Linked DNA regions of Homo sapiens: all the other regions are linked to region 3. Evidence: chromatin loops called from intact Hi-C (ENCODE). Cell type or tissue: PC-9. All regions are shown on one strand. Links, peaks and the distances in the headings refer to the core of each region. The heading gives the core; the rest is flanking DNA. Region 1 overlaps LOC105377509 (a long non-coding RNA gene). Region 2 overlaps GASK1B (golgi associated kinase 1B). Region 3 has its middle 76 kb from the start of GASK1B-AS1.

Region 1 (8,698 bases), core at 1,854-6,853, 100 kb after region 3:
GGTAAGAGAAAAGCAGCCCTTGACATGTGGGACTGGCCTGGTCCTATCAGCTGGACTGGTATGAGGAGCTGGCCTGGTACTTGCAGTTAGGCCTTGTGTATTTCTTTTGATCATAAACAATTTCACAGAACATCAACATCAGACAAGGTCACTCTGTGAACAAGATAAATTAAGACAAAAATAAGACCACTCATAACCAGGTCTGAACACAGACAAAACATAAACACTGCTCCAGCCACAAAATACCAAGCAGCCCCCTAACCTGGCAAACACGAGTGCCTGCCGCTCTTTCCCACTGACAACTCTATTCTGACTCCAGTCTTCCCTCCTTCCAGATGAGATTTATTAAGATAAACAATCATAGACTTGCCCTTGCTTCCTGTCGGCGTCTACTCCAGAGCAAGGCCTGGTTTCCTGAACTCCCCCCCGCCCAAATCATCTCATATGAAGCCAGATTCTTTGATACTGAGATTTAGGGATAAAAATTTTAAAAATAATATACTATGGAAACAGAAAGATTTAAAAATTCTTAATGTGTCTAGTTAGGTAGCACCCACTAAGAAAAGTGAGAGCAGTCATCTCATGTTCAATAGTAGAAAGGCAAAATGATATTATTTTATATGCAAATAAACATGATCAAGTCCTAAAATCATTTACCATTGTATGGAATGAATGAAACACAGGAGAAAGACAAAAGTGATGTATGGTTTGAGTATGAACTCAAGATTTTAATAGTAATTTTCAATATGAACTGACTTTCTATCACCTAATTTGTCTCTGCTTTGTGATAACTATGACATAGGTACCACAAAGGTATAAAACACAAATGTATTTTATAGCATTAGTTAATTTTTCATGTGTTGATTTCCTTTTATTAACTATATGTAACCATGGAAGCCCAGTACCTCATCATAATTTTTTATCCTATTTCTTACCAAGTGTTGAGATTTTCACATTGATGTATTTTAATATTTAAGGATTCATTTTATTATCTTTTAGAATTATTAAAATTTAGCCAAATCAGAAATTTGTTTGATGCATAATAGGTAAATATGGTACCAAATTATCAAATGGAAAGAGAGAACTAAGGTTGTTCTTTCTTGTTTTATGAATCAAATAGCAGAAATGGAAAGTGCTTTATGGTTAGGCCAAAGGAAGGCCACTCTATCATTAAGAATTTACTCATATACAAATTGAAAACCAAGCAAGGTATGTATATATACATATATAAATATAAAATATATATTCAGAATATATATTCAGGATCTACCAAGAGATAAGTAGATGATCTCTTTCCTTCATAATTTTTAAAGATGTAATGAAAGATTCGTTTATTTGGCTTTGCTCTTTCCTGGCTTGCCACGCTCATGCCGTTTTAATTAATCTCCACCAGTTGCAACAGCTTGATTTTTCTGGAATAAGAAATGAGCTGTTTTGCTCTGTAAACATTTTCTATGGGCATTCAGACACATGAGGGAGACGAATGAACAAACGAAAGGTCTTTCGTAAGACTGGTAGTTTACCAAGCACAAACAGAAGATCAAAGTGCCTTTGTTTGGCTTTATCTCTTTTCTTCAGAGGAAATGCCCAGCCATGACTGTTCCTTGTTTACAAAAGTCTCAAGGATTTCAGTTTTTTGAAAGAGAAATGTGAGAAAAAAGGAATGCAATTAAGAAACTGAAATACTGTCTTTGGCCTATACTGTTGGGTTTAAATCTACAAATCTCCAAAACACTTTCATTGTTCTCTACATTGCTTCTGGCAAAAATGTAAACAATATTTGTTTCATCAATCTCTGTCCTAACTACTGCCTACTTTGCTTGTTTTTGCTAGATTTTCCTCTAAAGCTGAAGAATATATTAAACTGACGTGTGTGTATATATATATATAAATATATATACAAATATATATACATATATATACAAATATATATATACAAATATATATATTTATATACGAACACACACAGGACACACATATATACATATATGTATGTGATATATACACAAGACATACACATATATACATATATATGACAAATACATAAAGCCATGATGAAATTAAAAAACAGATTTATATGTCAGTTTAATGTATTTTTATTTACATTTATTTTTTATTTTTTTGAGGTGGAGTCTTCCTCTGTCACCCAGGCTGAAGTGCAGAAGCTAAATCTTGGCTCACTGCAACCTCCACCTCCTGGGTTCAAGCAATCCTCTTGCCTCAGCCTCCCAAGTAGCTGGGACTACAGGTGCAAGCCACCATGCCTGGCTAATTTTTCTATTTTTAGTAGAGACGGGATTTTACCATGTTGGTTAGGCTGGTTTCGAACTCCTGACCTCAAGTGATCCTTGTCTAGGCCTCCCAAAGTTCTGGGACTACAGACGTGGCCACCATGCCTGGCAGTTTAAGGTATTTTTAATATCTATTACATATATACATACACATGTATTTAATTTTCTCACTTTAAATATTTTGATATCACCCCAAAAATATTCTGGTTTTGTGCCAACACCCTGTCTAAATGTAGAAATATTGAATATTGGATTCTTTTGGAGTCAACAAATATTTGTCAAGAATTTGCTTTAAATGCAATAGTAATGGCTATTTTTATGCCATATTAGGACATTTGGACTCTATTGTATAGATGAATGGAGACTTATTGCAGGTATTTGGACAATGGAGTGAGATAATGGCATCTGTGAAAGCGTTCTGATAGTATAGGTAATGCTTTTGAGAGATTCAGGGTAGAGTTCAGTTAAGTTACTATAGGTCTGTAAAGTGACAAAGGATCTGAGAAATATCTATAAAATAAATATAAGGTAAATTAGTTGATTTGAGGACATGCAGGAGAGGATACAGTCAAGGACGCTTTTTGGTTACTTCACTTGGGTGAAGTGATGAGATGTGGAATCCCCACATTTTGCTGAGAAAATAAGAGGATGAGCAGCTTTAGATGAGAAGGCCATGAGTTAGCTTTAAATACATTGACCTTGAGGTACTTCAAAGTATTTGAACACTGGTAGAAACATTCAACTATTTGGTTATAGGTTAAGTCGTTAGCATTTAGGTTAAAATGTAAAGCTTTGTAGTCATAATAAAGAGGGGTTTTCAGGCATTTTACCTTCTTTTTATCTGTTTTATTTTATGTCTTCTTAAAACTTCAAACCAATATCTTTTTCCTTCTACAGATAAATGGGAAACTTGTAATGATATGGAGGGGTCTTTACTTTAACATTTTTATGTTTTTATCAATTCCCAAATGGACCAGCTACTTCTCAGCTTCAAGCACATCTTCTTGTTTAATAAGTACCCTTTGTTTCTCCTTTAATTTCTAAGCTCCAAGGAAACAAACTATAATCTTGCAAGAATGTTCAATAGGCAATAAATAAAGTCAACATCACATGGTCAAGGTCAATATTAGAACAGTGACATGATAAACAAACTCTTTTATTTTGTTAGTTCACAACTCTAGTATTGTGTTGCTCTGTGGGTTTTATTTCCAAATAACCCCTGTAAAATTTGATGTTTCCTTAGATCCGGAAACCCACCAGAACGAATGCTAACAGAATCAGGACTTTCAATGCATTTTATTATGAATTTTAAAAGGCCCAGCAAAAGTAGGATATATTGCTCATAAGTAACTTTTAAAAATAAGTTTAGACTCCCTTCTGATATTAAAATAATGGATGTTCATTTAATAAACTTGTAAACATGTATATATAATAAGTTGAGAATTCAAAAAGGAAAAGGTAGATGATTGAGTTTTCCTATTAACCGGTTTTTAAAATATTTTAAAGTAATTTCTATTAGTAGTAATGGCCATTGAAAGTATAATTGATGCAATATTTTTGCCTTTATAAACACTTGTGTGTTTCCTAAAGACTCAGAAAATAACACTGTATTTAAAAAGTTATAAATCTGTTTCATTTGTACTGCTCAAGATGGGGAAACAAAAATCATGAGGAAACATCTGGTCTTTTTGGAGAAGCAGAAATCCCACAGAAAGTCTAAATGACCTATTTCATAACTTTCTTAAAAAATTGGAACTACCGTAATTGTCAGGAAGTTACGCAGTTTTCATTTTTGAGAAAGCCTTAAAATGTTCATTGTTTGCTGATAAAAATTGAAGTGGCAGTCAATTTTCTAAAAGGTGGCAGAATAGTGCAGGTTTTTGTTCCAAGATGATGTATAGATAAGACTATAAGATTCAGAGAAACATTTAGGGAAAGCGCTGGCCCTTTGGTATCTCTAGAACGCTCAATGTTTTTATTAACTTGGATTAAGAATCAGCATTTGAATTCATGCCTTTTCTCTGATCTTTGCTGCCCCCTAGTGACTCACATTACTACATTTCTCCTGTTGAAATCTACGTAGTCTACGTCTAATTAATATTGTAATTATTGTGCTGAATTAAATATTTATGAGAAACAAATATTTAAAGATTTCTAATGTTTAGGTAAAAATACTAACCTTGCCTCAAGGTTAACCCACTGGTCTCAAGAAATAAGTTGGTTGGATTACTCACCATGATGGATGAAATAGTTGAAGAGAGAAACACTATTCCAAGTTATTAAAATAGTAGTGCTGAAAGTGTGATTTGACAGAATATTTTGGATGGGGAAAACACAATACTTGATGAAATCATGTAAATTTCACATCTTTAAGCCAACTAATGCCATGTTGGGTATAATAACTACCCAAGAAAGTAATGAAAAAATATAAATTAAAATAAATGCAACTATTTTTACTAAGTTGTTAATAAGTTTGATATAAATGATAATACAAAATTAGGAATGCATCATATGGCCTAAAGTTGAGAAATGCTTTAAAAAGTGTGTGCATGTATACATACACTTACAGGTGTTTGTGTAAAATTGTATGTCCTCTTGTTGCCATTAAAAATAGAAAATATACAAGTTATATAATAACCTGTATGTTTTCAACTTTCAACCATATAGAATACAGGATTTATCCTGTAAATTATAATGCTTTTAACCATTTGGAATACAGAATTTATTACTATAAAATAGTGGTTAGTATGCAAAAGCGAAGAACAACAAAATTCAGAAGGGGTTTTACTACTTGTAAATGAAAACTGGATTTGTATTTCGTGTGTTTACTGATTTGTTTTTTCTGTATGGATGAATAATTATGCATGAAAAATAAATTAAAGGATGTGGCATGTGCATGAATGATACGGCTTGGTGAAATATTGTCAAGTATTATTTTCATTTAACCTTGCTTGGATCGCAGCTGGGGCTTATAGAGTTAGAGTGCTTGGCTGAATAGCCACCTGGCTATTATGAAAAATTCATGGTTTCAGGCGAGATTTCAATCACTGCCACTTTTCTAAAGGTGAAAAATAAAAATCCCATCTTTATTCACATAGATGCCCTAAATGGTAACATCTGTAACATGATAACTATAGTTATTTTAGGGAAAGGGGGATAAAAGCTTATCTTTTGTATAACTCCTTAGAATTCCAAATATTTTATTTTAATTTGCTTTACTATCAAAATTTCCTAATTGTTTAAATTCAAAGGTGATTTTTGAATTCATAAGACAATCAAACCCTTCATACTCTTCCAAAGCCAAATGTATGAATAGCTATCTGTCCTGTTATACAGGTATTTTTAAACTCACACATTCACTATTCTAGTTTTCCCCTAAGGTGGGCATTGCCTGAAGTTTAGTCCTAACTTTCCATTTCTGTCTCTATGTGTTGTGCTTTGGAGATCTTACTCTCTCCAGCTGTGTGCATATCTCCTTGTAGATACCTCTACAGTCAGCCTCTCCAGCACTGACTGCTTGTCTCAACTTGGGTTCGACATTTCCAGCAGTCTCCTGCATATAAGTCACTTGGTTGTTCCACGGTTAATACCAACACAAGCGTAAATTTGTCTCAAACAAGATGGAAGAAAGGTAGAGATTACTGAGTTCAAAACCTTTCTTTCTTTTTCTTTCTTTCTTTTTTTCTTTCTTTCTTTTTTTTGAGACAGAGAGTCTCACTCTGTCGCCCAGGCTGGAGTGCAGTGGCACAATCTTGGCTCACAGCAACCTCTGCCTCCTGGGTTCAAGTGATTCTCCTGCCTCAGCCTACTGAGTAGCTGGGATTACAGGCACATGCCACCACGCCTGGGTAATTTTTGTGTTTTTAGTAGAGATGGGGTTTCACCATGTTGGTCAGGCGGGTCACGAACTCCTGACCTCGTGATCCACCCGCCTCGGCCTCCCAAAGTGCTGGGATTACAGGCATGAGCCATCATGCCTGGCCTATTCTTTGATTCTTAATAAGGATTATCTTCTTGTAATTTCTTGAGCAGAAGTATATGAGAGGTAATTTTGTTTAGAACTTGTGTATGTGAAAAATTAAAAATGTTTGTTTCTACCTTCTCATTTGATTGGTAGTTTGTCTGGGTTCAGAATTCTATGTTGAAAATTATTATTCACAAAATGTTGAAGGCATGAAATTCAATTTTCTTTCTGCTTCCAATTGCCTGTTTTTCTCTGTATCTCAATTCCCTGAAATTTTACAGTACTGTGCTTTGCTATGAATTATCTTTTCATTCATTGTGGTAGATACTAATCCGCCCTTTCCATGTGTAAATCCAGACATTTCGATCCTAGATGTTTTTTTGTTTCTTTCTGTATAGTTTATTTCCTTTCATTTTCTTCTTTGTCTTTTTCTGAGGCTCTTATTTGACTGTTTGAACTTTAGTAACAAACCTCTAAAATTTTATCTAGTCTTACCTATTTTTCATTTTGTATTTTTGCTATGCTTTCTGGAAGAGTCTGTCATCTTTATTTTAATCATATTTTATTTTCTAGGAGCTTTTATTGTTTGAATGCTCCTCCGTCATTTTAAAATAATAGTCTAAATATTCTAATTTATGGATATATTATCCGTAAATTTTTATCTCTTTAAGGCGACTTGTATCTCTTTAAGGCGATTGATTATAGAGTTTCTTTGCATTCTTTCTCCTAGTTCCTGCCTTGCCTCAGGTCTTCTGCGTTGCTCGTTCTCTTTGTTGGGCTTCTGTGTTTGAGTTAGTGATATGACTTTCCTCATCCTTGGCTGTTATTTGCCATTTAAGAGTAAAACCCTATAAATATATTAGAAGCTTTGTGTTAATTTCAGGGCTTGTTGAGCAGTGTGCTTTTCTGTAGGATAATTAGATAGAAACACAGTTGTTTTCTCAAGGATACTCTTTCCCCAAATGTCAAGAGTTTTTCCTTAAGCCAGTGGTTCCAAAGAGATGAACCCTCCAGCCTTCTTCCTGTGAGGGAAGCTGGTTGCTTATGTGATGGAAAAGTGGAAGAGTATAATATGGGTCTCACTGTTCAATGTGTAGACCTTCATGCAGAGTCTTGACTGTGTTTGGTGTCTCTGGGTTCAAAGAGTCTCCAGAGAGTAAAACCTGAACCTCGTTCTTCTGTTAAGTGGGGAAAATTTTAGACCTGATCTCTTCTCATAGAGAATTTTAGGATATGCAAAGGTCTAAATGCTTTTGGAGAGTTGCAACCAATCTTCACGTTGTCTGCCTAACTACACCTCAGCCGTCAGAGGAACATGATGCCTCTAACTTGTAGGCCTCCCTGGATTCCAGGGCATGAAGTGACTAGTGTCTTGACTCTCCACTCTTGCACCTTGCAGACACTATCTTTCTTCTTCCTCTGGCCTTAATTTTCTGCTGGATATCTTCCTGTTTTTTTTTGCATCTCAGTTTTTTTTGTTCCCACTTCTTGTTTTTCTTATGTAATTTTATGCATTTTTAAAATTCTTTTACTGAAATTTTATGGTATTGTAAGAAGTGAAAGTTAATCCCACATAATTTGCCAAAATTTAGTTCCTTTTTTTAAATTCTATGGCTATTAACTTATATCATACTTTAATCACTTATTGCTGGGGTAAATAAATTGTTTCCTAACTAATTTCCTCCTTTCAATTTTTTTTCATTGAAAAAATGTCCTGTTAACTGCCACCCTGGGAACAACTCTAAGATAGTACTCTAATTAGATCACTTACCTGCTCAAAACACTCCAGATACTTTTAATGCCTAAAAAAGTAAATTTCTGACCTATTCATGGTCTACTCAGATTTCCAGGCTTATCTTTTACCATGCTTCAATGTGTACATTCTCCTTATACAAATGACTTTACTCACTGTCTTTGGAAAATATCTGCCTGTCTTCCCACTATTCTTGGCAAAACCTATTCTTTTCATTTAATCTTACTCATTCTTCTCAACTCCCCCAAGAAGTCTTTTTGATCCCTCTCATAGAAAAAAATTATTAATGACAGGTTTGCAGTCTATTTCTTTCATTATAGCATCTGTAACACTTAGTATTTATATTTTTATCTTTCTCTTCTAGACTCTAAGTTGCATTGGAGGCCAAGACCTTGTTATATTTTCTTGTTGTATACCAATTTTCAATCAATATTGAATACCTACTATGTGCCAGGATCTGTGCTAAAACTTCTTTAGGCATTCCTCAGGTAAAGAAAAAGGCACATAAGCAGCAGTTTTCAGAAACAGTGAAAGCTGAGAATGGGATCTCAGTGTCTACCTGGAGTTCAGAAAGAGGACTCCAGTTTCTGAAAGGACAGATATAAGCCAGGCTCATCTCAAGCCTTACAGGAAATGAAAGTATAGACTCAATTCTATCATAGGTATCCAAAAAGGATGAAGAATAGGGAA
Region 2 (8,698 bases), core at 1,960-6,959, 67 kb before region 3:
TACCAGCTGCACCCAGATGTCATTATGCCTGGGGACTCTTACAAACATTTAACAAATATGGAAGTTGAGGCCCAAAGTAATTATGAAATGGATATGTGATGTGAAAAGGGAGGTGTAAGAAGGAATCAAATGCTGTGATTTGAATGATCTGCCTGCCCCAGCCTTTCAGATAAAGCTCTCTGTTGATTTAATCAAATGACAAAGAGTTCCAATTATAAAGCTCATCTTTAGGTTTTTTCTAAATTGGCAGGACTGGTGTGGGTGATCCAATCAGCTAGCTCAGTTTAATCTGGGACAAGATCTTGATTGTGTGACTTGATGAGTTCTAGATGATTCTTCTTAAATACAAAAAGATGTGTGAAATTAGTGGACTTACTGGTATTGTACTTTATAACAGACTATTTTCTGACAGGTTATGCTCCAAGATATCCTAGAAAATGAGAAGGGTGCACTTGAGGAAGGGCAAGATAGTAATTAATTAGGCAGAGCCAGCAGTGTGCCACAATATAAGATCCAGCAGTTACCACTGGAGCAGATTTTCGTCCTGTATGTTTCTGTGTAGGAAGTCTTAAAATGAATTAAAATATAGCATCAAAGGGCCTTAAAATGTTTGTGTGCAATAATGAAGTATTTTTCAATTGTGACAAAGAATCTAGTGTGATGTATCACATAGTATACACACTGTATTTGATGTGTGTTGTCTATTATACATACCTAACAATTTTACATAGCAGATATTACTCTTATTTTAAATAGGGGAATCCTGAGGCTCAGTGAGCTTATAAAATGTGCCCTACGTCACCTACCTAGAGAGCAATGAAATTGGAATTTGTGCCCAATTCTGTCTCTGACACTGAAGTTTCCTCACGTTGCTTCTGTTAACCCACACTACCTCACAAATATAACTTACTACAATTATGGGATAATGTCAAAAATGTGCAAATTTTAGCATGATGGTTTCTGATTTTACCACTATGCCAACATTTCTATTTAATTTCTTTTTTCTATTCAATAATCTAACATTGACAATATTTTTACTCAAGTGCAGTATTGATGTATCATTATGAACACTGCTACAAGTTTTTTTAATGCAAACCAAGGTGCCAGTGCTTACCAGATTTTCTTGTTTACCATAAACAATCACATGTGTATCAATGTGATGAACATATTTGTTTTCTGCCAAATTGTCCTTGCAAGAGTCTCAAATTATTATAAAAGTCACCAGATACTGTGTGGTCCTGATACATTTCGATAATTTAAAAAGTGAAAATATCCTAAAGTATTTATCTAGCATTAGACAAAGCAGACTATGTCCATGTAAAAATCAAGAAAATAAAAAAAGAGAAAACCAAGCACCGTTCTGTGATCTTTGATTTAGCAGCTTTGCCAGAGCTTCCCCTGTAGTCTGCACAGTAGTGTGAATGAATCTCGAGGGACACCATTTTGGTAGCATTTAAGCATTGTACTATTTTTCATGCCCAGCATGGAAGATGTATTATGTATGCTTTATTTTTAGGATGCTGTTTTATTGCCACAAAGCTGTCAGACTGAATTAAGGTAGCCTAGTTCCAAGAATTCTGTATGTCAATGCTGCTTAGTTGACAAACTGCAGGCACCCCACACACTTCCATTTAAATTCATTGTAGATCCCAAGTTGCTCACTGTTTTCCAACTTGTATTGCCTCTTCGTATTATAAAGTAGGAGAAATATATGGTATGTTTTTCACTCTCTTTTCAAGCCTATGTGAGCAGCACTGTGAGTTCTGGGTGAAAGTGCAGTTGCCGAGGCAGGGGGATGTCAGCTTTGCATTTTATATTGTTTCAGGCTTTCAGGTAAGGACACAGTCGTTTTGCAGGGAGTGTTGAGAATAACACAGATGTCCTCACAACTTGCGAACATACTGGCTTCCAAATCCTAGAAATCTTTGACATATAGGCAAACTTTCTGAAAATATTTATTTAGGAGTGTGTAATCATGTTTTATTTTTTAAAAAGTTGGATTGAAAGTATGTTGTGTTCTTCCTCAGAAAAGCCCTAAGGCTATTTCTTTATGAATCAAATTGAGCTGGTCAGCTTAATACATTCATTCATCAGTGAACAAAAGTTTACTGAGCCTCGGCTCTAAGCAGCGCTGTGCTCCAGTGTCCTCTTATTTGCTCACTACATAACTTCATAGGCAAACGGGGAACCGGGCAACCTTCTCTGCTGTGCTTCTGTAATTTGTCCTTGGTCCCACACTCTGCTGGGATAAAAGGGGTGATTAATGGTTACCACAGTACCCACAGCATAAAAGATGCATGTGCCTTAACTCCATGCAATCTATCGTCTTCTATAGGATCACATTTATCTTTTCTTCCTTTAACATGTATTTATTGAGCATCTACTATGTGCTAGCCACTATTCTAGTCACTGGGGCTGCATCAGTGAACAAAACGGTCAGGAATCTCTGCTCTCGTGGCACTGACACTAGAGGGCCATGTGTGAGTTCAGTGTTCTGGAGGAAATCTTCCAGTCACCGATGTGAGGATTCACTAAGAACCTTCCCAAGCTCAAGGAGGTGGGCTCTTCAGTGGGAGTGAATCTGCTGCTGTCTCTGAGTTGATGTAAGGACCACACAGGTGCAGGAGTGCTAGATAGCTCTTTTTACCTAAGTTAAAAAAGAATTGTTACAGTTCCAATGTGTTTGTAATCAATTCAATTCAGTAGCATTTTTATGTGTGAGGCACTGCCCCGGATACTAGGGAAAAGTGGTACAGTTTGTAATTTAAATAGCTTTGTGTTTGGGGGTGTGGACGGGCAATGTAGACTCCTTGCAGGTGAATTCTGATTCTGCCACTTGCTAGCTAGGTGACCTGGGATAAGTTACTTAATATTTTTGTGCTTTATATTTTATTAGCATAATAGGGATAATGACAATAAAAACAATGATGATAACATTACTTACCTTAGAGTTGTCATGAGAATGAAATGAGTTAATATGTATAAAATATAACATTGCTTAACGCATACTAACACTCTTTTTTTTTTTTTTTCTGAGACAGAGTCTTGCTCTGTCGTCCAGGCTGGAGTGCAGTGCTGTGATCTCAGCTCACTGCAACCTCTGCCTCCTGGGTTCGAGCAATTCTCTTGCCTCAGCCTCCTGAGTAACTGGGATTACAGGTGCCTGTCACCACGCCCGGCTAATCTTTGCATTTTTAGTAGAGACAGGGTTTCACCATGTTGGCTAGGCTGGTCTCAAACTCCTGACCTCGTGATCCACCTGCCTTGGTTTCCCAAAGTGCTGGGATTACAGGCGTGAGCCACTGTGCCCAGCTAACACTCTTGAGTGCTACCTTTTTCATACCATTTCTAAGCTGATGTAGCTCTTTATGATATGCTTCTTTAGATTTTCTTAGTTGGTTTATCCAGATTGATGTTTACTTGAGTAGAATAAATGGGCACCTAAAATTTTCATTTAAAGAAGGACCTTGGAGCTTATAGTGGATAATAACGAGATCTCTTATTTGTGGAGTGCTAGGCAGTTTGCATCCATTATCTTATTAAATGTCACAACAGTCCCCTACATCAGATAATCTTGTACACATTTCCTGAGGGGAAACTGAGGATGAAAGAATAATATATGTTCCCTGAAAGCCTACAGGTAGCGTGCAGTAGGGCTGGGATACAGACATGGGTCAAGAGGACTCAGCCTCATTCCTCAAAGCTGTGCCTTACTGCCTCCCGCTATCCCTTCACATCATGTGTGAGCGTCCAATGACTGTAGCATGGGGCTTTCCCAGTTAATCATCCATCCAGATTGCAACCACTTTTCCCATTGCCTTGTCGCCTGATCCCTGAATGTAGCCATGATGCCTAACTGTTCCCCTTTTCATGATAGTGATCTGGGGTCAGAAGGAGAGAGGCAGTAGTGTTTCCACCACCCCTATTTTCATCGTCCCAGTATATAAGAGATACATGGGAGTGGATAGTTGAGCACAAGCTGGACAGAATGAGGGCATCAAAACCTCTGCACATCCCTGTCTCTATGTCTCAAGTGTTTCTCTAATCCTTCCCAATTCGTATTGAGTGAAGACAGTGAAATTACACCTTACTAGGATGTCATGCCAGGCAAATTTTTATTCTGGGTCCATGGACCATTCCTTAGACTCTAAGAGCTATCCATGAACATTGGGGGATTCTGAAAAAATGCACTCAGAATTTTTGAGTGCTTGCTTTGTTCTAGACACTGCATCAAAAGTTGGAGATCCAGAGGACTAAGAAGTAGTCTCTGTTCTTCAGAGCTCTCAGCTTGGAAGACAGGAGACAGTGAAGCAAACCTACCTTACAAAAAATGTGTGATAAAAACCTCAATGGAGATATTTTTAGGAGGCCCTGTAGGCACAGAGAGGGAGAATTTAACCTAGAATGTGTATGTAGGGGGTTGAGTGGGAAATTATAAATACTTTTGGAAGAAGTAATGCCAGAACTGGTTCTTAAAAGTCACTGTGGGTGGTGTGAGAGATGGGATGGGTGCAGAAAGTATAGAGAGAATAGACTATGAAAAACGTGTGAAAGCAGAGTGTGTTCAGGAAATTGCAAATAGTTCGGAAAAACAACAGATTAGGGTTTAGGGGCACGATGTGAGTTAAGCTGTGGTAAGTGGAGAGTGAGTGTGTTTTATGTCCTGCAAGGAGCCTGGACTTTATCTTGCAGAAAATAGGGAGTCGCTGAAGGGTTTGAAGAAAGGGAGTGATGTCATGGGCTTTGCACTGTAAGAAGTAAGAAGATCACTGAGGTCAGGAATTCGTGGCTCCTTTAACTGGATTAACAAAGGCTAAATCGCCCAGGACTGAGTCACCCTGATGTGACCAAGATTTCATCTGCAAAATGTGATTGTAGAGTCTGGCACAGTGACCACATCATCACCACCCTCTGAAGTCAAATTTGATTCCTGTTTTTTAAAGTGGAATATTGAGACAGGAAGAGTCTTGGAGTTTCCATTTATACAGCAGAAGTTCAGGGCAGACCTAGAAAGCAGAAGTTCCTGCCCATTTGTCAGAACAAAGAAGAATGCCTTGTTTTCAGAGGAGAACTGGCGATTTAAGTTGTTTAGGTAGTTGGTGATGAATGAAGTCACAAGACATTCTCCTTTCCTGCTTCCTTGACTTCACACTTAGCTAACTCCTGAGGAAGTATGGAGATTATTTTAACTCAGTTAGGCCTAGAGAAAACAAACTATGAAGTGAAAAACAGTTAGATAAATAAATATATGAAACATATTTGGAATCACGCAGAGACCTGTTTCTTTTTTATTATTTAATTTAATTTTAAGTTGAAAAATAATATTTGTATATGTTTATGGGCACAATGTGATTATTTGATATATGTTTACAATGTGGAATTATTAAATTAGGCTAATTTAAAAATCCATCACCTTACTTATTTTTTTAAATTTAAATTTTAACTAATTTATTTTTTAGGCTTCTTCAAATCATAGGATGATTTTTTTTGGGTGAAACATTGTAAATATATTCTTTTAGTAATTTTGATATATACGTTATATTATTATTATAGTCACCATTCTGTGCAATAGATCACTAAAGCTTATCCCTCCTGTCTAACCGAAACTTTGTACCTGTTGATCAACACTTTTCCCATCTAACCCCCTCTCCCAGCCTCTGGTAGCCACCATTCTACTCTCTACTTTTGAGCTCAACTTTTTTAGATTCCACATATAAGAGAGGTCATGCAGTATTTGTCTTTCTGTGCCTGTATTATTTTGCTTAAAATAGTGTCATCCAGTTTCATCCATGTTGTCACAAATGACAGGATTTCTCCCTTTTTAAAGGGTGAATAATAGTACTCCATTATGTTTACGTAACAAAACACATTTTTCTTATCCATTTTCTGATGATGGACACCTAGGTTGCTTCCATATCTTAGCTATTATAAGTAGTGCTGCAGTGAACATGGGAGTGCAGACATCTCTTCGGCATACTGATTTCAATTCCTTTGGATAGATACCCAGAATTAGGATTACTGGATAGTATGGTAATTCTATTTTTAGTTTCCTGAGAAACTTTCATACTGTTTCCCATCATGGCTGTATTAATGCATATTCCAACCAGCAGTGCTAAGGGTTCCCTTTTCTCCAAACCCTCACCAACACTTGTAATCTTTTTGTCTTTTTGATCATAGCCCTTCTAACAGGGGTGAAGTCATATCTTATTGTGGTTTTAATTTGCTCCAGGACAAGTCCCTAGATTCAGGACTTGTTTGGCCATATAAAATCTATGCCTATGTAATCTACAGACTCCTACCTCCCCACCTACTGTTTTTAAAAATCATGAAAACCTTATGGAGGTTTATTTCTTTTCGCATTAAAGTTTTCCTTCAATGCGTTGTTGACAGTTGTGATGGGGCCCAACAGAATTTGTTTCCTATAACAAAGATGCCACTCAAGTTTGACTGGCTTTTGTTTTCTTCAATGGGTATTATAGAGTTGTTTTTAATGAAGGACTGGAGCTGGACTGTCACTTGCTTTTTATCTTGTTCACAAGGAGTCTTGGAACATGGCCCGTGCAAGAGAAAGAACTTTTGATTTCAGAGCTCAAGACTTTTCTTCTTATTTTTGCTCAGTGACAAATGCTCACAGACATTCATAGCTCCACCCAACATGCTTAGCATTCACCTATAATTCCACAAAACCGCTCAGCCAGTGCTCAAAGTGAAGGGCATTTAATAAATCTAGACAAAGAAGATTGTGTAAAGCACTCATTCTAAGTGAATTTTCATGTTCATCTTCTCAGAAGAATGTCTTCTTTGTGCTTTTGAATAAAAAACGACTTGGGAGAGCACCAAATTCAGCGGAAATATTCAGATTTCAGAAAAAAAGAAGCTTTCCTGGCAAGTCTCATTTTTTAGGACAGCTATATAACCTTTAATTCACATGAACACCCACATATCTTTTAAAACCCGCTTTCTCACCACTGTGACAGAATTTTATCTCTTCACTTGTTGAGATTTCTCTAGAGAGTCCAGTACTGCATCATTTTGACAAACCTGAATGTGGAGAGATGAATGCTTCTCATCTCTGAAACACTTCAGGGTAAGTTGCTTTAACCAGTTTCCTGTTTTCAGAGGCAATTTTTCTGTCATCTCTTCAAATCCATCCAGGTTCATTTAATTCTTTCAAAAGCCTTATATTAAAAGAGGTGGAATTCTCCTCAACAGTAGTACTCATTGCTCTGAGATCTGGAGTTATGCTGACTGCTATTATTACCTGCAAGGGCCACACACACGTATATGTAGCAAGAAGGCCTGTATGTGGAAAGGAACCACAGCCATCTGTGACTCAGTCTGTCTTACTGCTCACCATGCTTTCTTCTTGTTCTCTGGAAATCCCCTTTCCTGAGGTGCACTGATTTCTAGCAGGGCAGGAAAGAATGTCTTTATGCGATAGTTGGCATTCAAAATATTTTGCTGAGGGGAAATGGATGAATTGGGAGAAAAACATAGGCTATTAATTGAAAACCAATTATACTTATCAGCTGAACACTTTATTTGGCAGTTTGAGGACACCTTTTTAATGATTAGTATAGAAAATGTATCATTCCAAAAATTTGGTGATCTAAAATAGAGAAATGGTGACTGACATACAGCATACCCATAAACTAAATTAGGGGTTAATGTATAGCCTGTAGGCCAAAAATGGCCCACTGCCCATTTTTATTTTGTGAACTAAAAATAGTCTCTATAATTTTAAATGATTGACAAAAATCAAAAGATTAGTGATATTGCTATAACCCTTGAGACTCATATGAAATTTAAGTTTCACCATACACAATAAAATGTTAATGGAATAGTTACAACCACTTGTTTATATATTGTCCATGACTGCTTTTGGGCTACACTGGAGTTGAACGGTTGCATAGTTGAATAGTTGTGATATTTTAGGCCCTCAAAACCTAAAATATTTACTCTCTGCCTTTTATAAAATTTGCTGATCACTGGGCTAGATTATTGCATTACAATTAAAGTGGTACTATTTAAAAATAATTAAACAAAATATTTATAGTATAATATTTAGTGAAATAATTATGACAAACTCTACATACAAGATGATCCCAAATAGCTTTTTTTCTTTGCATAATTTTTGCCTCTTTCTCCTGGTAGAAATGTAAGCTCCATGAAAGCAAAAAACTTGACATTTATCTGTTTATATATGTAGCTGCAGGTTCTAGAACAGTGCTTAGTGCACAGTAAATGCTCAAGAAATGGTAAAGGTCAGTTGAAGCCTGATGAATTATGTGATTATGTGATGTATATATGTAATAATCATCAGAGCAAAACCTTTCTGGGGCATGTGTTTATGTTAGGCACCATGCTGTGAATTTTAGAGGCACGATCTCATTTCTTCCTGATAAGGTCAGTTTTGAATGTATGTTGTTGCTTCATTTTACAGGTGAGAAAAACAAGGTTTAAAAAGGTTACATAACTTCTCTAACGTTACAAAATGAAGACATAATGTGACCAGATTTTGTTGGATTCCAGAGTCTGAGCTCTAACCATAAGTTATACTCCTTAAAAAAAATTCTAGAAGCAGTTTACCTATTCAGATGAGAAAGAAAGGGATAGAAAAATAACTGGAAGTAAATATACAAATAACAACCAATTACTGGGAGATGAGGTTATAGGTGATTTTTATTTTCTTAGCTAT
Region 3 (8,698 bases), core at 1,504-6,503:
CAAGGATGCAGTAAGCTGTCATTGCACCAGTGAGACCCTGTCTGAAAAAAAAAAAAAGTAGCCAATGAGACAAGTGGAAAAAGTAAAAAAAAGTAGCAGAGGAAGCTGTGTCTGAGGACTGAGAATTGACTATGACTATTCATTAGTGAGCTTAACATAGTAAAAATGTGGTATTTTAATCTTACGGGACCACCATTGTTATATGTGGTCTGGTGTTGGCGAAATGTCCTTATGTGCCACATGACTTTATATACTGAAATGTGGTTTAAGACGATAAGAAATTAACTTTAAAATTCACTTAACTTGAAAAATCTAATATTTTTACAGTAATTTTCTTTTTTTTTCATTATACTTTAAGTTCTAGGGTACATGTATACAACGTGCAGGTTTGTTACATATGTATACATGTGCCATGTTGGTGTGCTGCACCCATTAACTCGTCATTTACATTAGGTATATCTCCTAATGCTATCCCTCTCCACTCCCCCCACCCCACGACAGGCCCCTGTGTGTCATGTTCCCCACCCTGTGTCCAGTTGTTCTCATTGTTCAATTCCCACCTATGAGTGAGAATTATGCGGTGTTTGGTTTTCTGTCCTTGTGATAGTTTGCTCAGAATGATGGTTTTTACAGTAATTTTCAATGCTCCATATCCTTTTCCCTGCATCTTTCCCTATCTCAGCCCTAGAGGAAGATCTATTCATGACAAGGGAGAATAATTAACACTGTAAATACTTGTTTGCATGATGTGTGACCAAACCAATGAGAAAGCCAAGAGTGCCTTGAATTCATCTCCTATTATATTTTACGGAATGATCCATTAGATAAGTTATGCATTTTTATGTGATACCTATCACCATAGTGCAGAATTTTATTATTATAAAGAGCCATATTTAACAATGAAAATATAAACAATATGGATTTATAATTTTCCTAATGAACTTTCTTAACTTGGGGTTAACTTAATTACATTAACCTTCTTAATTCTCAAGGATTCATGAATTTGTCAAAGAGACTAACGTGCCAATATTCCAGTTTATTCTGTGGAAGAATATCCTTATTTGGTCAAGAGAAGAGGTAAATTAAAAAAAAATTCTTTAAAAAAGATTTCTGGCCTTAAAAACAGAAACTCCTGAGACTTTAATGAGAAAGCACCTCGTGTTGGTGGGGATATTTTAGTGAAGCTCCCAACAGAATGCCTGGGGCTTCTTTCTTTTCACTGACAAGAGTCTGTGAATATCACAGATGATGGTAGGCCTCTGACACACAGAACACAAAGACCAAATTGTATGGTAAATTTTAGATTATTGTATTTTATATAGGGAGTTCTTGTTCTGTGTTTAGAGGATGATCAGACATCCCTAAGGTACCACTTTGTCTTATGTTCTATATAGTTTTTTGTTTCTGTCATACCGTCCTTGACTTTTCTTGTTCTGCCTCCTCTGATGACTTTCAGTCAATCAAATGATGCATATTTATTGATGATCTTCCATACTTGCATGTTTTCTGTCACCTGTCTAATCATTAGGCAGTAGGACTGACCAAAGGAAAAAAAAAATAGGACTGGAGAAAATGGATGGAAATGGGGACTGGAAGAAAATAAATAAATCCTGGAATAAACTAATGGAATAAACTAATACACCCGAGGAATATAGGATCTGATTTCTACATCACAAGAGGTGAGGAAATATCAGTGAGATGTGGTGCTGAGACCTGAGAGCAGCAACAAGCATTTGTTTATGGCACGGTGCTAAACAGATGCTGTGGAGGCGACATGGATGAATAAAATAAAATCTGCCCTTAAGAAGTCGAGCATCTTGAACACACTAGGTGGTATGTGAAAAGTAGAATTAAAGTATCAAGTGGCTCCCTAATAAAAGTACAGTAAGGCCGGGCGCGGTGGCTCACGCCTGTAATCCCAGCACTTTGGGAGGCCGAGGAGGGCGGATCACGAGGTCAGGAGATCGAGACCATCCTGGCTAACACGGTGAAACCCCGTTTCTACTGAAAATACAAAAAATTAGCCGGGCGTGGTGGCGGGCGCCAGCTACTCGGGAGGCTGAGGCAGGAGAATGGCGTGAACCCGGGAGGCGGAGCTTGCAGTGAGCCGAGATCGCGCCACTGCACTCCAGCCTGGGCGACAGAGCGAGACTCCGTCTCAAAAAAAAAAAAAAAAAAAAAGTATAGTAATTAGGGAATAGCTATTGCACGAACTGTGTGTAATCTACAGCCAAAATATTAGTAAAATTTGAATCCAAAATTTTACTTTATGAAATGCCCCCTTGTTGAAGATTTTATTGCCATTCATTTTTTTTAAAATATCTCCAATCATCCAAACTGAAGAAAATGAGCTTTCATTTCAGTCTGGGTAAGTGAAGAAGTGAAGCAATAGCCATCTCCCACCTCTGCTCCTGGGCCTGTGTGCTGGTAGCACCCTCCAATCCCATTCTGCTGGAGGAGAGGTTAAGAAACAGCCCAGAACCAACCCAAATGTCCATCAATGATAGACTGGATTAAGAAAATGTGGCACATATACACCATGGAATTCTATGTAGCCATAAAAAAGGATGAGTTCATGTCCTTTGTAGGGACATGGATGAAGCTGGAAACCATCATTATTAGAAAACTATCGCAAGGACAAAAAACCAAACACTGCATGTTCTCACTCATAGGTGGGAATTGAACAATGAGAACACTTGGACACAGGAAGGGGAACATCACACACTGGGGCCTGTCATGGGGTGGGGGAAGTGGGGAGGGATAGCATTAGGAAATATATCTAATGTAAACGACGAGTTAATGGGTGCAGCACACCAACATGGCACATGTATACATATGTAACAAACCTGCATGTTCTGCACATGTACCCTAGAACTCAATGTATAATTAAAAAAAAAAAAAAAGAAAAAGAAACAGCCCAAGGTCAGCTTTCAGAGCATTTTAGTTAGCTGTGAAAACTAGCATCTTTCCTTGCCTGGGAGACCAGTGATAGAAGCGACCTCCTGGAACTCTTAAATCTCTGTCAGGATATTTGCCTGCCTGAACTTGATAGGAGGGAATAAAAATTGTGCTTCCTTTCAGGCTAATTGACATGTTCACTGGGTCCCCATGTATGCTTTTCTGTAATCCACCTCCAAGCACAGAGATTGAATCTGAAACCTGGAAATCAACTTGGATATTCGTAACGAAGTTGACATAAGCAATGTCAGATAGGCAGAAGTAAGCACTACTAAGCACCGAAATCAAATCACTGTTCAATCACCTGCAATAGTTGGTCAGGAAGCATTTATTTACTATTTTTACAGACCATTACATTTCCAAATGCTTCCACAGAATTCATTCCAATTAGAGCAAATTATTCACTTGGTAGATGTTAGCTTTGATCCTGAATAACCTTTACATTATGTTCATTTTTTTCCTTTGCCAACGATTAGCCTACTCTATAAATCTAGGTGTTACTGGAAAGGGGTCCTGATCCAGACCCCAAGAAGAGGGTTCTTGGGTCTTGCACAATAAAGAATTCAGAGTAGGTCCACAGAGTAAGGTGAAAGCAAGTTTATTAAGAAAGTGAAGGAATAAAAGAATGGCTACTCCATAGACAGAACAGCGGCATGGGCTGCTGCTCTGTATACTTGTTGTTATTTCTTGATTATATATTAAACAAGGGGTGGATTATTCATGAGTTTTCTAAGAAAGGGGTGGGGAGCTCCCCCAACTGAGGGTTCCTCCCATGTTTCTAGATCATCTAGGGTAACATCCAGACATTGCCATGGTATTTGTAAACTGTCATGGGCTGGTGGGAGAGTCTTTTAGCCTGTTGATGCATTATAATTAGCATAGAATGAGCAGTGAGGATTACCACAGGTCACTTTCATTGCTCTCTTGGTTTTGGCCAGCTTCTTTGCTGCATTCTCTTTTATCAGTAGGGTCTTTGTGACCTGTATCTTGCTTTCTCATCCTGTGACTAAGAATGCCTCACCCCCTGGGAATGCAGCCCAGCAGGTCTCAGCCTCATTTTATCCAGCCCCTGTTCAACCTTGAGCCAGTCCAGTTCCAATGCCTCTGACACAGGTAGAAAGAAGAAACACCGAAACAAATTTGTACAAGTGCAGCATTTGTGTAGCATTTCTTTTGATGTGTGTTTTGTGCAGATGAAACAAACATTAAAATTTTCAGAGATTTCTTTTATAACAGTAAATGTGTCCTATTTGTTTCCAGCTCTTTGACATTGGACAAATTTTTATTGTTGCTTGATCATCAGGGTGAGTAATCTGCTTTTCTGATTGGAGCTTGGATTTAATCACACTTCAAAAAATTATTTCATCTCAATGAATAATAGGAAGAACTTCTGCAATATTTCATAAAGCTGGCATTAGTGTGATGACTTTAGCCTAATTACAAAGCTGTGTAATAAAATTTTACAATTCAAGGTGAGACTATCATGATAAAGGCTAATCATAATGAATGCTTGTGGGTGCTACTTGCTTTCTTCCTCTAAGTAATACACACCACTAAATTCAATGGAATTCAGGCAGAATCACTGGTTCCCACCCTTCTTGTTCATCATTCATTTTCTGTATTTTTCTTCATCTGTGGTTTGCTGTAGTTTTTTCAGCTAGTTCTGACCTTGGAGTGTTTTTTTTTTCTTTCTGGATAACAGTGTGGACAAGCATCTGCTTCTGCAGTTGCTAATGCCAAGGTTATTTGCCAAGAACAGAACACAGGTTTCTCAACATTTTGCAAGTAAATGACTCTTAAACAAATTCATGAGAATGAGAATATTTTGCAGTTAAAAAATAATAAAAAATATGTTCACCATTTGTGGAGATGAAAGATGTTCATAAATTATACATTTGCTTCTCGAACGGGCACAAAATCTCTACCTGTCTCACATCTCACTTTCCTTAACTCAGGTGTCTGCGTTTGATCTCGTGAAAGTTTCAGAATGGGCCTGGCGCGGTGGCTCATGCCTGCAATCCCAGCACTTTGGGAGGCCAAGGTGGGCGGATCACCTGAGGTCAGGAGTTGGAGACCAGCCTGACCAACATGGAGAAACCCCGTCTCTACTAAAAATACAAAATTAGCCGGGCGTGGTGACGCATGCCTGTAATCCCAGCTACTCGGGAGGCTGAGGCAGGATAATTGCTTGAACCCGGGAGGCGGAGGTTGCGGTGAGCCGAGGTCGTGCCATTGCACTCCAGTCCAGCCTGGACAACAAGAGTGAAACTCCGTCTCAAAAAAAAAAGTTTCAGAATGATGGCCAAAACAACATTTCTCATTTAGCATAGTAACACAGATCTTCGTGGGAGGTAAGCAGCAGCTTATTTTTTCATAGTTCTTAATTTTAATGCATCTTTTAAGTACATCGGCCTTCAGGGTTATCCGTATTTTGTACTGATGTGGGTACTATTGGGTGTGACATGTTTCAGGAAGATAGGTAAGGACTTGGCCCATATTTTCAGAAGAAAAAAAGTCAACATTATGGGCAGCCAATGCTTAAATCTCCACTTCCCATTTTTAAGAAGTGTCTATGGCCACCCCTCTTTCCCATACAGATTCTGAAAGATTGAAGGAGGTTGGCACAGGGGATAAGAAGTCCCAGCAGGCTATTTCTTTCATGATTTATTTTTTTACTTCCTGACATCTCTGATGCTTATTTTGACCTGATATCACCTGTGAAATGTTGTTAGGGGACACAGGTGTGCTCACTATTGTGCTTTGTGTCCTCCCTGCCCACGCATCTCCAGAGAGGGTTATGCAAACCAAATACAGTTATTTTATACTTTTCAATTCCAGTGAAGTCATGAGATGCTTTGTTAGAAATGCTTCTAGGAAAAAAATAAAATTAACCCAGATTAAATTTTAGTTATCATTGCCAACTTCTCATCTTTTGTAACTTCATTAGGAAATTTTATGAAAAGCTTCTTACCGACCTCTTTATAAACATTTTTTGCCTTTTCCACAAAATGTTGTCTTAAAATTTATATAGAATAAAAATCTTAACTGGCTTTAACATGGTGATTATGAATGGATTTTGCATACTCTTAAAATGAGTTCTTCATAAACCAATTAACTAATTGTAGGTTAATTTGATAACCCAACTGGGTTATCAAAGAAGTTTCCCTTATGTGGACATAGTTTTTGTACTGAATGTATCTATATAAGCTACTTTAAATCATTTCTGAATTTCTTATTGTTAAGAAATAAGTGACATTTGGCTGGGTACAGTGGCTCACACTTATAATTCCAGCACTTTGGGAAGCCGATGCAGGCGGATCACTTGAGGTCAGGAGTTTGAGACCAGCCTGGCCAACATGGTGCAACCCTGTCTCTGTTAAAAATACAAAAAAATTAGCCGAGTGTGATGGCAGGCACCTGTAATCCCAGCTACTTGAGAGGCTGAGGCAGAAGAGTCCCTCGAACCCAGGGGGCAGAGCTGAGATCTCGCCACTTCACTTCAGTCTGGATGACAGAGTGAGACTCTGACTCAAACAAACAAACAATCACACAAAAAGAAATAAATAAGTGACATTTCCCCCACCTAAAATCATGGCATCCTTTTTAGTTAGCCATGTGGATTCCATGATACTGAACTTGACATGAAAAATCTTGATAGTCAAAAAAATCATTGCAACTATTAAACAAATATCTATTTTTCCCAATTCCTGAATAAAATATTCAAACTATACCAGTTAATTTTAGTAAACTCACATTAGGACAAAATATCATAAGAAAAATTTTGAAGCATATCCAACATTTTGACAGATTAACACCAAACCATATCTTACACAAATGAATCAATTTTATTTGTTTGAATTCTACAGAACACGAGTTTCTACATTTAGGGATGCTTTGAAACAGAATTCTTTTCATTGAACTGGTTGAATCAATGTCATACAGTGAGTTCTGTGCATGTGCCCTGTGGGACTTAGACTTGGAAAAATCCTAATTTGGGAATAAGAGGTATGTGTGAAGGGGATGAGTGCTAGTTTCTAGCGACTGGAGGTTTCCATACACAGAGAAAATATTAACAGTAACTTAAGTTTTCCATTGTATCCATTTGGTGCAAAAGTAATTGTGGTCTTTGTCATTACTTTCAATGTCAAAGACTACAATGACTTTTGCAAGAACTTAATAATGTATTAGCCCTGAGTTTTCTTTCATAAAGTGTTGTTCTGTGATAAATACAATACAGTTGCATTTAAAAGTTTTTGGAAAGTGAAAAAAAAGGAAAAGAATCACTCATAATTGTACTCCTTTGATGTTAACCACTGTTAACATTTTATTGCATTTCCTTCCATTATTTTTCATTTTCCATTATTTTATGCTCTAAATAACTTCTTCAGCAGAGCTTTTTCAAGCAGGTATTAGCAAAGATCTATGGAGTACTCAATACACCAAATAGTTTACATGCATTACCCCCTTACGTTGGCACAAATGCACCCGTGAGGTGGGTACTATTTATAATTTCTCTTCTATAGACAAGAAAATTAGGAAAGGTTTAGAAAGGTTAATTAATTTGTCCAAAGTCATTCGACTAGTAAATTGCAATGCGTGGCCTTGAATCCAGGACCTAACTTCAGAGCTCTTAATTTGAATGTTATGTTATAATGTATCTCTGGAAAGCTTATATAGAGTGCAAATAAAATTATGTGGCTATTTCCAAGAAAAAAATGTTACCACTATTTTTGGTTAAAGATATGATTTGTGGGCTTCATGCTACTTTATGTAGATTGATTATATTATTCAAATGTATTGATCTAATTCTTATCAGAATTAATGTTTAGCAATATCCTTAAGGAATATTTGGCTTTGTAACTAAGTTAAAAAATGTTTAACTGGATTGCTTTACCTTTAGTTTGACTACATTTTATCTTCCCCTGGATAGTTCCTCAATCCTTCCTTTTCATTGACTGCGGATACCTCGCTTAAACAATGAATGTATTTAATGATGCAAAGATACTTGCATCCTTTGAATGTTTCCTCTTTGATCTTTAAAAAAACAGATTGAGGCAAAATCAGTTATGTTCTTTTTAAAAATTCATTTCTACAAGTATAAAGCTGCAATAGTGCTTAAGATTGATTGTATAGAAAATGGGAATTGGAGAAAGGATGAGTGAATTGCAGTGAAAAAGGTGTAACTTACAAAAAAGTCCATCTGAATTTTTATTGCCCAGTTACAAGGGCATAAATCATTATTTGATTAAGAATATGATTGTTCTATGTGTAGCTATCTTTTTTATATTCAGAGCTAGGCATTGGCAGCTGCCCAAGCAAACCCTTCAGTACTTATTTGCACAAATTGGAATGCTGAAAACTAGGAGAGTTGTCCAAAGAAAGCTAAATTTGAGATGGTTAAGCTGCTGCACACAGCCTAGAGGAGGTTTTTACTTTCACTTATAATTTTATTTATTATGTAGAGTAAAGAGCAATAACTGCAAACATTTGCCAAGTTGACATATTATAATGTACTTCTGGTTCCTCAAAGTGACAAGAACAGGGGAGAATTCCTCACATGGAGAAAAATATTGGAAGCCCTCTCCTTGAAGTTAGCTATAATTAGGGATGGAGAGTTTGAGCCAAGATGGCCGAATAGGAACAGCTCCGGTCTACAGCTCCCAGCGTGAGTGACGCAGAAGACGGGTGATTTCTGCATTTCCATCTGAGGTACCGGGTTCATCTCACTAGGGAGTGCCAG

The links. Peaks named below come from ENCODE experiments on the same cell type or tissue, not always from the same donor. Only the 100,000 strongest peaks of a DNase experiment are listed, where the experiment ranks them.
Region 1: it touches region 3 in a loop (10-fold over the local background); 4 of 110 quality-filtered maps call a loop at or near these places.
Region 2: a loop joins it to region 3, with 8 times the contacts of the local background. A loop is called at or near these places in 8 of 110 quality-filtered maps.

What each region holds. Positions count from the first base shown.
Region 1 is chr4:157,987,873-157,996,570 of GRCh38, reverse strand. All of the region lies in intron 1 of LOC105377509 (a long non-coding RNA gene), which reads left to right. Among named protein-coding and RNA genes, the nearest start is that of GASK1B-AS1, 180 kb to the left of the region's middle. RefSeq lists a cis regulatory region at 1,561-1,578 and an enhancer at 1,498-1,642. In PC-9, for the core only: CTCF peaks have their summits at 4,155 and 4,356 (motif pointing left); no DNase peak of the experiment used is centred there.
Region 2 is chr4:158,157,905-158,166,602 of GRCh38, reverse strand. The region is part of intron 2 of GASK1B (golgi associated kinase 1B); the gene reads left to right. Among named protein-coding and RNA genes, the nearest start is that of GASK1B-AS1, 8.5 kb to the left of the region's middle. In PC-9, for the core only: no CTCF peak of the experiment used is centred there; a DNase peak (open chromatin) is centred at 4,832; H3K27ac peaks cover 484 bases.
Region 3 is chr4:158,090,142-158,098,839 of GRCh38, reverse strand. No RefSeq gene overlaps it. Among named protein-coding and RNA genes, the nearest start is that of GASK1B-AS1, 76 kb to the left of the region's middle. RefSeq lists an enhancer at 3,515-4,714. In PC-9, for the core only: no CTCF peak of the experiment used is centred there; DNase peaks (open chromatin) are centred at 3,989 and 4,559; H3K4me3 peaks cover 1,729 bases; H3K27ac peaks cover 3,335 bases.